Regions from separate parts of the Homo sapiens genome. Here region 1 is linked to region 2. A link is a loop called in an ENCODE intact Hi-C map of the cell type or tissue named here. Cell type or tissue: PC-9. All regions are shown on one strand. Links, peaks and the distances in the headings refer to the core of each region. The heading gives the core; the rest is flanking DNA.

Region 1 (9,323 bases), core at 4,324-9,323, 200 kb after region 2:
GTACATCTCCCCTACTGCTCTGTAACATCTTGGAGAGCAGGAATCACATCTTCTTCTTTTTTGTACCCCCAGTATATGGCATGTAATAGTAGGCAGTCAATAAATGTTTGTTAAATGCCTGGACTGCCAGTTCACTATGCATGAGCGGAGGGGACACAGGCACCCTGGGAGGATGTAAGAGGTGGTTGGGAGCTGCACGGGAGTCCTGAGGCCATATCAGAGAAGTTAGCTGCTGTTTCTGTGGTGTGGCTGGGGTGTGGGCCTTTGTCTTGGGTGCGGTCTGGTAGAGATAGGGGTAGGTAGAAGCACTGCGGTCTGCAGCAGGTGGGATCCGGAGGGCTGAAGCCAGGGCCTAGCCTTTTCTTTCTTTCTTTCTTTTAATTTTATTATTTTTTTGAGACAGAGTCTCACTCTGTCACCCAGGCTGGAGTGCAGTGGCATGGTCTCGGCTCACTGCAACCTCCGCCTCCTAGGTTCAAGTGATTCTCCTGCCTCAGCCTCCCAGGTAGCTGAGAATACAGGTGCGCACCACCACACCCAGCTAATTTTTGTATTTTTTTTAGTAGAGATGGGGTTTTGCCATGTTGGCCAGGATGGTCTTGAACTCCTGATCTCAAGTGATCCACCTGCCTCGGCTTCCCAAAGTTCTGGGATTACAGGCGTGAGCCACCACGCTCAGCCCCAGCCTTTTATTTCTGAATGCTTCTCTAACTTTCCAGAAAATGCCAGGCTCAGAATAGTCTACCAGAGCCACCACCAACTGAGTTTGTGCCATGTGCCCTATACTGTGCTAAGCACTTTACTTACAGCATTCTTATCCTCATGACTGCTTTCAGACAGAATTCTCATTTTACAGATTGGAAAACTGAGGCTGGGGTGTAGTGATTCACACCTGTAATCCAGCACTTTGGGAGGCCAAAGTGGGAAGATCGCTTAAGGCCAGGAGTTTGACACCAACCTGGGCAATATAGTGAGACCCCATTTCTACATATGCCTGTAGTCCCAGTTACTTGGGAGGCCGAGGCAGGAGGATCGCTTGAGCCTAGGAGTTCAAGGCTGCAGTGAGCCATGATTGCACCACTGCACTCCAGCAAGACCCTGTCTTACAAAAGAAAGAGGCTGGGTGGGGTGCCTCACACCTGTAATCTCAGCACTTTGGGAGGTTGAGGCAGGCAGATTGCTTGAGCTCAGAGGTTTGAGGCTAGCCTGGGTGACATGGTGAAACTCCATCTCTACAAAGAATACAAAAATTAGCCAGGTGTGGTGGCGCATGCCTTTAGTCCCAACTACTTAGGAGGCTGAGGTGGAGGTTGCAGTGAGCTGAGATCACACTGCCCTCCAGCCTGGTTGATTGAGTGAGACCCTGTCAAAAAAGAAACAAAAAGAAGGAAGGAAAGAAGAAAGGAAGCAAATAAAGAAAGAAAGGAAAGGAAAGGAAACTGAGGGGCAGAGAGGTCCAAAATCTTACTCAGGCCGGGCATGGTGGCTCACGCCTGTAATCCCTGCACTTTGGGAGGCCGAGGCAGGTGGATCACCTGAGGTCAGGAGTTCGAGACCAACTTGGCCAACATGGTGAAACCGCGTCTCTACTAAAAATACAAAAATTAGCCAGGCATGATGGTGGGTGCCTGTAATTCCAGCTACTCGGGAGGCTGAGGCAGGAGAATCACTTGAACCCAGGAGGTGGAGGTTGCAGTGAGCTGAAATCGCACCACTGCACTCCAGCCTGGGCGACAGAGTGAGACCCTATCTAAAAGCAAAACAAAACAAAACAAAACAAAAAACAAACAAGAAAAACAACAAAAAAAAAACTTGCTCAGTGTCCACTCAGGTGGAAATTGGTAGAATCCAGATTCAAAGCCAGATTAATCTGATTCTATTGCTCTTTCTTTGCTCTTTTTATTATTTCACAGCTAGGGAATCTTGTTGACTGGTTCATTATGTTCCTAGGTTTTCATCAGTGAAATCCCTGGGCCTGAACAGTGCTTGGATCCCAAGGTAAATAGCAGGGGCAGCAGCTATAGTTTTGCAAATCACAGGTACCAATATCTAGCTCCTCAGCTTATCCCAAGAGGATCACACTGCATGGCCCCTGGTGGTCCGTTCATCTGGGACTCTGGGAGATCAGATTTGGAATATAGATGTTAGCTGGCAAGGGCAGAATTTGATGGTGGAAGGAGGCTGTGAGGGCTGCCATTCTGCATCCCGGATAGATGGCAATCACATGCAGAGGGCATTGGCCAGGGCTAGGGAGCTGGGAGAGCAGGAGGTATCTAAAGCACCCAAATCACCAGCTGGGTCACCAGCTGAGGTCAGGCTGCTATAGTGCCTGGGAGCAGGAGAGTGGGAGCGTCCTGGGCCTCCTGAGCCGCACCTAGGATAAAAGGCTGATGGACAAGCCTTCACCTGTGGCTGCCACTTTCACAGGCCCAGGCTCTTTTCCCAGGCACTGTTGAATGATGATAACTTCATACTTGTCACTTCACTTCTCTCCACTTCATTTTTCCCATCTGAAAAAGGAGGGGGTTGACCTGGAAATCTGTAATTCTTTATGTCTCTTGCCTCCCACCTAGAAGACTGTTTTGCACTTCAGATTTCAGCCTGTGTGAAAAATGGACGCTCTCTGGTGTTTCACATTCAGTTTTGCAGCTTCTATCAACTTATTAATAATTGTCAATAGCAATATTCGAAACATAATTTAATCTGTGTTATTAGCTCTACTTCACAAATGAAAAAAATTTTTAATATATAAGGTTAAGCCACTTGGCCAATATGATCCAACTAGCAAGTAATGGCATCAGATTAAAAACCCAGGACAGCCAGATGCCAGATTTCTCTCTACTGTACCTTCGTTTTTTTCCTGCTGTATAAAAGAACCAGTGCCAATGAACTGTCAAATAAGAGAGGTTATCAAAGGGAGAATCAGAAATAGAAGAGGAGAAAAAGGACAGGTTTGAAACAATGCCTGTGGCTTCACATCCTAGAGTAGACCTGAAGGAAGGGGCAGGGCCTTCCTTCAGGTCCTTCAGGTCCTGCCCTGAAACACGATAACAAGACAAATATTCTAGTGTGAAGTTAATATGGAACCAAAAGAAAGTAGATTAAACATGGAAAAATGCTTTTTTTTTTTTTTGAGACAGGGTCTCACTCTGTCACCCAGGCTTCAGAGCAGTGGCGTGATCTCGGTTCACTGCAGCCTTGACCTGCCAGGCTCAAGAGATCCTCCCACCTTGGCCTCCTAAGTAGCTGGGACCACAGGTGCATGTCACCATGCCATGACTAATTTTTCGTATTTTTTGTAGAGATGAGGTTTAGACTGTTGCCCAGGCTGGTCTCGAACTCCTGAGCTCAAAGGATCTGCCTGCCTTGGCCTCCCAAAGTGCTGGGATTACAGGCGTGAGCCACCATACCTGGCTGAAATACTGTTTATAATGGTTTAGATAATGAGAAAGTGAACATGTGAGAACCACAGGATAGCACTGCAGATGAATGGACAAAGTGAGGAGCTGCCAGGCAGAAACAGGCTGTCAAATGCAAGGTGGCACAGGAGGGACCAGTGCCTGTCAGCAAGGTTTCTAAAGAGGTCATAAATTACCTTGCAAAGCCTTTCAGAGGTTTGCCAGATAACAAGAGGAAAGTCATTAGCACAAACTGTACTTATCATATGATTCTATTATAGATGGAACAGCAAAGCAGCAGGCACACCTGTTAATTTTGTGGGAGAGCTCCAGATTCAAAGGTTCTGTATGATTACCATTGATGTTAGGATCACATGTTCAGATTTTGCTTGTGGAGAAAATAAAATCACTATAATTATATCATGCCTTCTCTTACTAAAAGGAGATATATAGAATATTAATCCATGTGTCAAAAAAGATAAACTGCACACTTCTGTTAAAATAAAACTTAAAGCTACATTTTGGGGAAAATGTGAAGAAACGAAGCAGAGAAATATGTACCTGGCCAGACATGGTGGCTCCCACCTGTAATCCCAGCACTTTGGGAGGCCGAGTTGGGCAGATCACCTGAGGTCAGGTGTTCGAGACCAGCCTGGCCAACATGGTAAAACCCCGTCTCTACTAAAAGTACAAAAAAATTAGCCAGGCATGGTGGCGCATGCCTGTAGTCCCAGCTCAGGAGGCTGAGGCAGGAGAATTGCTTGAACCTGGGAGGCAGAGGTTGCAGTGAGCCAAGATTGCACCACTGTACTCCACCACTGTACTCCAGCCTGCGTGACAGAGTGAAACTCTGTCTCAAAAAAAAAAAAAAAAAAAAAAGAAAGAGAAAGAAAAAGAAAGAAATATGTACCTGAAGATGGGGGGAAGACAAAATAATGCAAATTGATCTTAAATAATTTCAGAGCCCCTCAAAAGCTGGGTAAACAAGCTACTCTGAAAAAGTTGAGGGTGAGTTTTCAAGTGAGAATGACCATCTCAGTATGGGGTTATAGGAGTGGAAGGTCCGCAAGGGTCTGGCAGTACAATGTACATTAGCAGCCAAAAAACTAAATCCAGAGGGAGCACAGAGAAAAGATGAATCGGTCAGAGTCGATTTGGGAAATACACTTTCCAGAAAGGAATGGAGAAAGTATAAATAGTGAACTTAGGTGCTGGGCCTTATGACGGGGTAAGGAGAGAGTGGGTAAGGGATAGAGGTGGGACTTGGGAAAATGGCGGAGGGAGTAAAAGGAAATGTAAAAGAAAGTTTGTCTTTGGGACCCTGATCAGGGCCTTGCTCTTGCTGTTTTAATTCTCCTAAAGTGTCAGCTGATAGAGACTTGAAGTGATACCGATGTCTCCATATGGGACTCTGAGCACCTCTCTGGGTTTCCTCCTCAATTTGGAAAGCAATGTAGCAGACAGGTTAGGAGTCCAGCCTCTAGGAGTCAGCCAGCCTCGGGTCAGACTGCAGCTCTGTCGCTTAACTAGCTGTGGAACCTTGTGAGGCCACTAACTGGCCTCTCTGTCTTCATGTTCTACAGGTAAAAAATGGAGACAATAATACAAAACCACAGTTCTAAAATCTAAAGAGCTTGGAAAACTAAATGATTTTTTACAAATATTTGGTGGCGGCCGGGCGTGGTTCCTCATGCCTGTAATCCCAGCACTTTGAGAGGCCGAGGCGGGTGGATCACCTGAGGTCGGGAGTTCGCGACCAGCCTGGCCAACATAGTGAAACTCTGTCTCTACTAAAAATACAAAAACTTAGCCGGGCATGGTGGCGGGTGCCTGTAATCCCGGCTACACGGGAGGCTGAAGCAGGAGACTCGCTTGAACCCGGGAGGCGGAGATCGTGCTGAGATTGTGCCATTGCACTCCAGCCTGGGAAACAAGAGCGAAACTCCGTCTCAAAAAAAAAAAAAAAATACACCAAATATTTGGTGGCAAAACAGACCAGAATTGATGCAAAGCTATTCATAGTTTTATTTTTTCCACCTAGTGTGAATATTCTTAGATTTCATTGCAGAAATATTAATCTGCTGGTTACAGGGTGCTGCTCCATACCCCAGTTGGGGCGTCAGTAACATATAGTAAATAAATGCACACTTATGACCTTTTTAAAATCTGAAAAATTCCGAACTCCAAAACACATTTGGCTCCAAAGGTTTTTGAATCTATGGTTCCTACTTCATAGCGTTACTATGAGCATTCACACGGCGCACTTAGAGTGCCTGCCGCGTATTAATAACTCAGTAACTGGTGGTTATTATTACTAGTACTGTGTCTTTCCTGAAGGCCCACCTTTTAGAAATCTGTGAGTTGAGGAACTGCCAAAATAATGACAGACACAGCAATTTACTTAGGTGAATGTGAGGGCTGTATTCCCCAGGTTGTGGACATGCCTGGAGGACGGTAATGGTGAAAAGAATGCCGGCAGCGTTCTGGAAACTGAGGAGCAAAAGATCTTCTTGGAAAAACAAAAACAAAAACAAAATGCATCCTAAAAAGAGAATGAAGGGACACAATTTGGTTTGAAGACCATGGGCCTGAGTGACAGGAGGGATTCAGAGTATTGCAGGGTATTTCTGATTTAACACCCCAGATGCCCATGGGCCCCTCTGGAGTCCCAGTGGAACTGAAAGAAAAAAGCGAGTGACAGCTGGTCCTGGGGTTGCAGCATCCAGCTGGGAGCCTCTGTAGCTCCAGGATCCAGTCCCGACCATGGCTATGGCTCTGAGAGAGCAGATACTCTTGCAGCTAATGTGGGGTAGAACCTTTGGCAGGCACTAGCACTACCTCTAGTGGACATTAGCAACCTTGCCACCCTTTGGGCATCTACAGTGACCAGAGGGAGCCGAAGGAGTTTGGGAAAGAGCAGTGGAGAGGAGAAGCCAGAGAAATATTATTTAGTGAACCATTTTGTGAGTCTATTTTTACTCCTAGATGGTCATGATTTGGGAAATATGAGCTACAGATAGAAAGTAGTAGAATAAATGAAAGAAATGGAAATAAATCGTTGCGAAAAAGAAAATATGATGTTTGAGTGTAGTTAAGTTGCCCTCAAATAGGTGCTTTCTGAACCAACAAATGCCTTAGCTCTCATGTCCAAGGGCACAGTAGAGCCTCAACTTGTGCAAGGCAGCTAGTGCTCCCTAGGCAAAGACCTTCGAAATAATAAGACAAGTGTTAGGAAAAGGCACTTTCCAGTTCATACGGGGGCATTTGTGTTCCTCTCAAGTAAAGTAGATGTCATTTTCAAATGTGCTTCCCTTGGCCTTATGTTCTTTTCTTAGCATGATTAAGGGTACATCAACTCAAATTGCAACACAGATACTTTAACGGTAATGCAGGATTATGTTAACACTCTAAGTACTTAATGATGAATGAGTCATACGTCAGGGTGTAACAAAAGGCTGCGCTCTTTAAGCAGGAGAGGCCTAGTTTTGGCACATTAATTTCTGAAGCTTAAGTCCAGAGTAGCTGGATTTAGGAAGTTAATCTCTGTTTTTCTATAATTCCTTCTAATAGATTTTGGCCCCTTCTTTCTCTTCCCCTACATTTCACATGTTGTCTGATAGACTTAAAAAAACACACACGTAAGAGAAAATCCTTTTTACTTTGGCTGAGAAGTTTCTGCAAGAAGACTCTCAATCCCAAGATTTTTTTTACCATAACAGAATTCAGGGAAAAGCCAATACTTTCTGCAAAGGGGCATATTGGGGTGATTTAATCAAGGACGTACCCTAGGAACCTGAATCCTGAGGAGCCAGGGAGGTATGGGAGGGCTGAGTGGGGCTGATGGCATGCAGGAGCAAGGACCCGACTTTTGGAGGGCATAGGAGACTATTCAGGTCTGGTCTGAAACTACACAGAGGACTGGGTTAAAAATGAGGCGGTTGACAGGGCCACAAGGCTGACTGAGAGCCTGACTGGTTTCTGGAGTTCTCTGGCAAAAAGAAGTCCAGACTGAAGTTTGCAGGTGAGCACCTGCCTAGGTGTTCCAGAGGCATATGACGGTGATGATGGAGGAGGCCATGAAGAGCAGGTAGAGGCGGAAGAGCAGGGCGTCCATCGCGTGGCTGAACTGCACCCACAGCTCCACCGAGTGCTGCTTCTGGGCCTCGTGTTCCCGCTGGGCCCTTGTCCATTCTGAGCCCCCTGTCAGCTCTGCCTCCCCAGGGCCTGGCATCTGCCCTGCTGATACCTCTGGCTCCTTCACACCTACAGAAAGACAGAGACTCAGCCATGGGCTGCAAATGTCACCTGTGGAGGGAGGGAGACAGGGAAGGAGGCAGGAGCAGAGAAGTGGAGGTGGGGGAAGAGGAAGTATGACTTCCCTCACCGGGCAGGTGGGTGGGGGTGAGACCCGGGCCCTTATTTCCCTTCTGGGGCGCAGTGGGACAGCATCTCCCTTGGCCGGTGCAGTGCAGCAGCAGGGAGTGGAGCCACCGAGGCAGAGGTAGGGGCTGGGTGGTGGCCACGTGCAGCAGGTGGGTGATGAAGATGGTCTCCAGCAGGCTGCCCACCATCAGGGACAGGCACAGGGCGAAGTAGACACCTGCAGGCAAGGGGGTCTGCATGAGGGCCAGAGGCGCCACCTAGAATTTCTTGTTTCTTTCCCAGAGGATCTTTTTCCAGGATCCCTTTTCACTTCGCCTGGTTCTGCCCATCCCTCTCCCCATCCAACACACACCTCGCTTTTGGTCTCTTGATGGATGAGGACGTACTAGTGAAGCATGTGATGAAGTGCTAGTGGCTGGGAGCAAGTCATTCATCATGAGCAGGAAGACGCTGTAGCCCAGCAGAACAGTCATCTTGAATGGGGCACAATTCCCACTTTCCAGTGGCAGGTAGAAACTGAGGGCATCGATGGCAATCAGAATGCCACTGGGCACCAGAAAGTTTACCACGTAGGGGCTGGGCCTGCACCTGCGCCTGATGGCCACCTGGTGGGGAGGAGAAGGAGGGGCAAGTGAGAAGTAGGCTGGGAGGCTGTCAAGACAGGTAAGAGTAAGAACTGGGATTTGTCCCAGGCCAAACTGTCTAGTAAGGAAATATTACCTCCCGTCCCTTTCAGCATCCGGTCTTTTCATCCAAAGGCGTCTCACAAGGTTAGAGTCTCCCATGCTGCTTACCTCTGAAATGTATCTCATTCCTTTTGGCCCAAGGTGTCAACTTTCTCCACTTAAATTTTTATTCCTACCGACGTGCTCTTAGCAAGACTGTGGAACCACCGACTTAGGTGTCGCGTGTGTTTTATCTTTTCATTTCTAATTGCTTTTCTCGTCAAGGTCTAATCTCTAGTGACTTTGCAGGGGAACATTTGAGACCAGTGGGAGGGAAAGCAGACAGTATCAGATATTTTGGGGTTATCAGGATTTGGAATCATCATATCCCTAAGGCAGTGTTTCCTAACTCTTTCTACCATATCTTTTTAAAAATAAACAAAAATTCCTGCCTTCCAAAAAGTTCTGACAGCCATTGGGGAAGGCGGGGCTCACCCTCACCATGAATCACTGGCATAGAGCCTTTGTTTCTTCCTCAAGGGATGCTTTATTTAGTAACTATTTACTGAGTACCAGGTATTGTTTTAGTACTGAAGGTTTATCAGTGAAAAAAGTGACAAAAGGCTGGGCACGGTGGCTCATACCTGTAATCCCAGAACTTTGGGAGGCCGAGGCAGGCAGATACCTGAGTTCAGGACTTTGAGACCGGCCTGGTGAACGTGGTGAAACCCCATCTCTACTAAAAATACAAAAATTAGCCGGGCATGGTGGCGGGCCCTTGTAATCCCAGCTACTCAGGAGGCTGAAGCAGGAGAATCACTTGAACCCAGGAGGTGGAAGTTGCAGTGAGCTGAGATCACGTCATTGCACTCCAGCC
Region 2 (5,699 bases), core at 357-5,356:
CTACCAGGGCTAGAGGGCCCCAGCCTGGGAGGGCTGGGTGGTGGGGATGGCTCAGGCTTGCTGAGCTGACCTTGTACCTTACTGTGTTTTCCCTTTAGGTACCTCCCTTCGTCTTTTTCTTCATGTGCTGCGCCTCTTACCGTGTCCACTCCATCTTTGTGCTGCGGCTCTTCAATGACCCAGTGGCCATGGTGCTGCTCTTCCTCAGTATCAACCTCCTGCTGGCCCAGCGCTGGGGCTGGGGTTGCTGCTTTTTCAGGTCAACACCTCTTCCTTTCTGGTCCCCTCTCGTTTTCTGCATTTCCATCTCTTCCCAATTTCCTGCAGCAGAGGGAGTAAAGGAGTAGCCAAGACAGCATGGGTCACTCAGGGCTCCACAAAGCGAGTCCAGGATCTATAGAAAGTTTCTGCCCTGCCATCCCCCAACATACACACATGCCCTCTTTCCATCCTGTCTTCCTCCCAGACAGCATTCCTTGTTGGAATTAGTCCTTCACATTCTAAATACTCAGTATATGCTCATTCGCATCTAGTAGGCATAGAGACTATGTATCTGCCTCCTGCCTACTCCAGGCTCTTCCCTCCAACAGTTGTGAGTGTAGGTCCCATCTTGGAGTTTGTTGGCGTGGCGGCGGGGGGGAGGTTGCTGTGGTGATGGTGGGGGGTATGTCTTTGGGTGTTGTGTGCATGGCCCTGGAGCTGATCTCCACCCTTCCTCTCCCCTGCTCACCCCAGCCTGGCAGTCTCTGTGAAGATGAATGTGCTGCTCTTCGCCCCTGGGTTACTGTTTCTTCTCCTCACACAGTTTGGCTTCCGTGGGGCCCTCCCCAAGCTGGGAATCTGTGCTGGCCTTCAGGTACCCCCATCTCACCCTTCCTCTTTCTAATCAAGGAGAAGCCACTTGTCTTGATTGAGGGGCTCTATCCCTGAGACTCCCTCAAAGCCAAGAGACAGGGTTTTGGAGTTGATTCTGAGCTAGGGAGCCACTATCGCTAGGCTGTAGTTTCCATAGCTGTAAAATAGGGTATTAAATTTGATGGTCTCTGAGAGCCTTTTTGCTTTTTTTAATTTTAAGTTTTGAGATGGGCTCTTGCTGGGTTGCCCAGGCTGGTCTCAAACTCCTGGGCTCAAGCAATCCTCCTGCCTTGGCCTCCCAAAGCGCTAGGATTTTGGGCATGAGCCACCCTGCCTGGCTTCTGAGAGCCTTCCTTGCTCTGCCCAGTTATGACTTGGTGAATCCACACCTTAAAGCATTGTTATGACCTGCCTCCTGAGCTTCTTTGGCCCCAGGCACTGGCCTGGGCCGGGGGGTGGGGAACGTGGTTTTCCTGCTATTTCTAGTGGGAATTGGGGAACCTCTGAGGCCTACATCCCCGTCCCACACCCCTCAATGAGTAGCATGAAGGCTGGTCATTGGGAATGAGCCTTGGCAGCTCTGCTGACATCACACCAATCCTCAGGTGGTGCTGGGGCTGCCCTTCCTGCTGGAGAACCCCAGCGGCTACCTGTCCCGCTCCTTTGACCTTGGCCGCCAGTTTCTGTTCCACTGGACAGTGAACTGGCGCTTCCTCCCAGAGGCGCTCTTCCTGCATCGAGCCTTCCACCTGGCCCTGTTGACTGCCCACCTCACCCTGCTCCTGCTGTTTGCCCTCTGCAGGTGGCACAGGTGAGAAAAGGCAGTAGTGCCATGGGCAGAGTTGGGGGAAGGAGTGAAGGGCCTAAGCCTTAGGGGCTGCTTGGGGGAAGTGTCAGTTAAGCTCATGGGGTGAGTCTAGAGTTTGACTCACAAAAGGGGCTTGATAACTGTCTGAATGGCTTTTCTCCAGGACAGGGGAAAGTATCTTGTCGCTGCTGAGGGATCCCTCCAAAAGGAAGGTTCCACCCCAGCCCCTTACACCCAACCATATCCTTTAAATTGTGGGAAGGTAAGTCTTGCCCTCTCTAGGTGCTGACAGAGTCCTGGTCAGGTATCCCTTGACAGCTGGTGACCTGGGCGAGGAAAGGGGACCCCAATCATAGAAGTCCTATTCTGCACCACTGTGCTGAGCACTTCACATATTGAAGGATATTTGATTCTTAATTCTAAATACGAGCTACTCTTATGAGTACTTCTCCCTGGTACTATCATAAGAGATTTACATATGTTCTAATATTGAAAGCTCACAAGAGACCCCGAGACAGGGAGGTACACTTACATTTACTATTCTCATTTTACAGATGGAAAAATTAAGACTTCATGAGGTTAAGTAACTTACCAAGGTCACACAGCCAGTAAGTTAGGGGTTCAAACCCACAAGACCTTATGGCCCTAGGTATTACTCTCTCCATATTCCATATTTGGTTGAGGAGCAGGTCCAGAGAGGTTAATAAACTTGCCCAAAGGCATGCATCAAGGAATGGCAGAGCCAGAGGGCTATGTGACCTAAAAACTATTGCCCCTCTGTTTTGGGATAGTCCCCCCCACACACACTCCTGCCCTTGGCCTTGACCACCGCATACAGATCGTTTCTACCCTCTTCACCTCCAACTTCATTGGCATCTGCTTCAGCCGCTCCCTCCACTACCAGTTCTACGTCTGGTATTTCCACACACTGCCCTACCTCCTGTGGGCCATGCCTGCACGCTGGCTCACACACCTGCTCAGGTACCAGCTGGGACAACCTGGGGGAGTGGGAAGGGATAGGGAGTTCCTGTTGGGGGTTTATGTCTAGGGCATGAGGAGCTGCAGGTCTGCAGGCCTTGCAACTGGATGAAACGTGGAACCTGTTTCTCATCTCCAGGTTGTTGGTGCTGGGGCTCATCGAGCTCTCCTGGAACACATACCCTTCCACATCCTGCAGCTCTGCTGCCCTGCACATATGCCATGCCGTCATCCTGCTGCAGCTCTGGCTGGGCCCGCAGCCTTTCCCCAAGAGCACCCAACACAGCAAGAAAGCCCACTGAAGTCCACCCCTTTCCCTCAGGACCTGAGTCTACCCTCAGGACCTGGGGTTGGTTGGACTCTGCCCTTCCAAATAAACCTTGCTAAGTCCAACTCTGTGCAACCTACATGGAGGTGGGGGCAGCCGATGCCTGGTCCAGGCTGTGAGGGACACGTATGGAGCAGATAAAGAATTCACTCAAGCAGTCCTAAGAGGCACTTTATTGCATAGGATTTGGGGACTGTGGCTCTCTACCCTTCCACTGTGTTGCAGGGAGCTCAGAGGATGGAGGGGAGTGTGAGTGGGGTGGGAGGAGAGGGAGAGAGCACAGGCAGGCACTTTTTGTGGGGGCAAGAGGGCTCTAGGGAGGGAGTAAGAAGCAGTGGGGGACAGGCTGGCACCAGCCTACACTTTCCCAGCACCAAGAGGCCAGCCCTGGGCGGCAGTGACTTGAGTGTGTTGGGTGGGGCGCCAGCCCAAGCAGCAGGGGGCAGCCTTCACACGTTCGCTGGGCTGTAGCACAGCAGGTGTAGCTGCAGGTTTTGGTCCCAGTGGCGCAGTAGCAGGAAGAGCCCTCGGGCTGCGGCCTTGAGGGCGGCCAGGTCAAGGCCGTCAGGCAAGTGCTGGGCCCGCAGCCAGCAATCAGCCTTGGCCGCTGTCAGTTCCCACTCGTCGAAGGCAGCGGCGCATCGGTGCTCCAGCCAGGCGAGTGCTACGGCAGTGGCCCAGGTCCGGCCCCGCAGGTCGGTGCCGCCCAGCCCTTCCGCCCCCTCGGAGGCCTCGGTGTCTGAGCCCCGCCCACTGTCCACCTGGCCTGGCCCCTCAGAGCCCGAGCTGGGGGACGGGCTGCAGGAGGCCGTGGCACTGTCACCCTGGCCAACACCAGGGCCCAGAAGTGCCCAGGGCAATGAGGCCGAGGTGGGGCTGAGGCTGGCGCGGTGCACGGCAAAGGGCGAGGCACGGCAGAGGCGCTCCTGCGAGATGCGCACAGCGGCGCAGAAGGGCGCGTCCAGGCGGAAGGAGCCTGGTGCCTCCTGCAGCCGCACCTGAGGAGAGAGGAGGTGGGGGGAGAAGCGAGCTGAAACAGCGCCCGGCCCCGGCGGCACCACCCTCCACCTCCCGAGTCCTCACCAAGGGCAGGTAGTCATGGTCGCTGCCTTCACTGTTGTTGGCCTGGCCCGGGTCAGGGCTACAGAGTTTGTGACGGCGGCCCATGCTGAGCCGACAGGGAGGACGGGGAGGTGGGCGGCGAGGACCTTCCGTGGGAGTGGCAGGGTCCCCCAAAGCACGCTTGGAGTTGCCATTTTGGTCCGAGTCCCAGGCGCCTGCTGGAGAGCCTCTCTGAAGTCCTGCAGTGGGGATCATCAGTGCCAGGGGGCGGTCTCTAAGCCCAAGTGCCCCTACCCTTTCCCTACCTTTGGGTGTTACCTTTAGAGTAGACAACAGTGGGCAGAGGAGCTGCATCTAGATGGCTGTGAGAGGCAGGAGGGGTTCCTGGGGGCTCAGCGGGCTCTGCAGGGGCACATGGGACAGGAGTCAGGTTTGTCCAGGAGAGTGGCCAGTGAGGTGAGAGCTGCACCTGAGAGGTCACCAGAAGAGGCCCCTACCTGAGCTGCACACCTGCAGGGCCCCAGGCAGGACCTCCCTAGTAGTAGCATCCACAGCTACAGGGCAAGTGAAGCAGGAGGGGGCAGAGCTGACCTTACTTGTCTGAAGGGCTCGAAGCCAGCACCTCCGGGCATGGCCTGTGGAACCAAGGAGCAGTCTGTGGAGCCCCCACCACCCACCCTCTACAGAGGGCTCATAGAAAAAATTGCAGTGTTCTCCCCAGCTTCTCCCTCTATCGACTTTAACAGAGTAGATTGCCTTGCTAGGCCCAGAACCAGCTCAGACTCCCCAACTTTGACAAGAAGTGATCAGGCTGAATCTTCAACCCATAGCAGAGCAAGAGCCCCCTGGCTGCCCAGAAATTCAGCACTCTGGACAACACCCAGAGGAAGCATTAGCTGGCACATTTTCCTCCACCTGCTTCTGCACTAATAAAACTTGGAAATGTTCTCTCTCTTCATGATCCAATGTGGTAGCCACTAGTCACATTTGACTATTGAGTACTTCAGCTGTGGTTAGTGCAACTGAGGAAATGAACTTTAAGTATTTTCCTAAATGACAAAGATTTGTTTTTACGTTGTGGGTGCTGTGAATCATGACAGGATCACGTTGCCCTCTGTGCTGGCTGCTAGGAAGCTTGTCAGTTCTGGATCTGATCCTTGCAAGAGTATATAACCTCACAGCATGCACCTTTAATATAACCTCATTCTCAGTTTCCTTTTATTTTTACTTTTTCCCATTGTCCCGCTTAATTTTTTATCTTGTCTGTGATGAGCCTCAAATCCTTTGTGATCAAAGCGAGGTATAGAGAGTGATCAAACACACAGACCTCTACCTTTGCTGTTTTTAGCCCATGCCTTTGGGTCCTGACTGGACCCATGAGCAACTCACCCCGGTCAGCTGTGGTCTCTGCCCCTCCTCGGAGGGCCAGCTGCTCATTGTCCCGGACCACAGAGGCTGCTGTCAGCCGATGGAGTGCTTGGTCCCAAGCAGCTTCTCTTACAGGAGGTGAGGGAGGCTGTGAGCCATCTCCAGGTCCCCACAGTGTCTCCAGCCCAACACCCACCTCCCAGCACATGGGCTGCTCCCCACACAGGCCCCGGATCACCACATGGCAGCGTGGAGCCTGGGGAGGCACTGCTGGAGGGGCCAACTCCCCACTAGGAGGCA

The links. Peaks named below come from ENCODE experiments on the same cell type or tissue, not always from the same donor. Only the 100,000 strongest peaks of a DNase experiment are listed, where the experiment ranks them.
Region 1: a loop joins it to region 2, with 6 times the contacts of the local background. A loop is called at or near these places in 5 of 110 quality-filtered maps.

The regions. Positions count from the first base shown.
Region 1 is chr3:184,037,084-184,046,406 of GRCh38, reverse strand. It overlaps HTR3D (5-hydroxytryptamine receptor 3D), which reads right to left. Exons shown (of 8, transcript NM_001145143.1): 6 at 8,134-8,386; 7 at 7,783-7,998; 8 at 7,038-7,661. The coding sequence ends at 7,432. Among named protein-coding and RNA genes, the nearest start is that of HTR3D, 10 kb to the right of the region's middle. RefSeq lists an enhancer at 7,280-7,780. In PC-9, for the core only: CTCF peaks have their summits at 6,005, 6,205 and 8,267; a DNase peak (open chromatin) is centred at 6,269.
Region 2 is chr3:184,239,758-184,245,456 of GRCh38, reverse strand. VWA5B2 (von Willebrand factor A domain containing 5B2) reads right to left here. Exons shown (of 20, transcript NM_001390846.1): 16 at 5,421-5,699; 17 at 4,529-4,666; 18 at 4,350-4,433; 19 at 4,053-4,270; 20 at 3,128-3,967. The coding sequence ends at 3,419. It overlaps ALG3 (ALG3 alpha-1,3- mannosyltransferase), which reads left to right. Exons shown (of 9, transcript NM_005787.6): 4 at 99-259; 5 at 736-856; 6 at 1,461-1,666; 7 at 1,827-1,903; 8 at 2,500-2,644; 9 at 2,781-3,156. The coding sequence ends at 2,943. It overlaps MIR1224 (microRNA 1224), which reads right to left and starts at 4,052; the gene lies at 3,968-4,052. RefSeq lists a silencer at 3,242-3,536. In PC-9, for the core only: CTCF peaks have their summits at 3,192 and 3,391 (motif pointing right); a DNase peak (open chromatin) is centred at 3,476.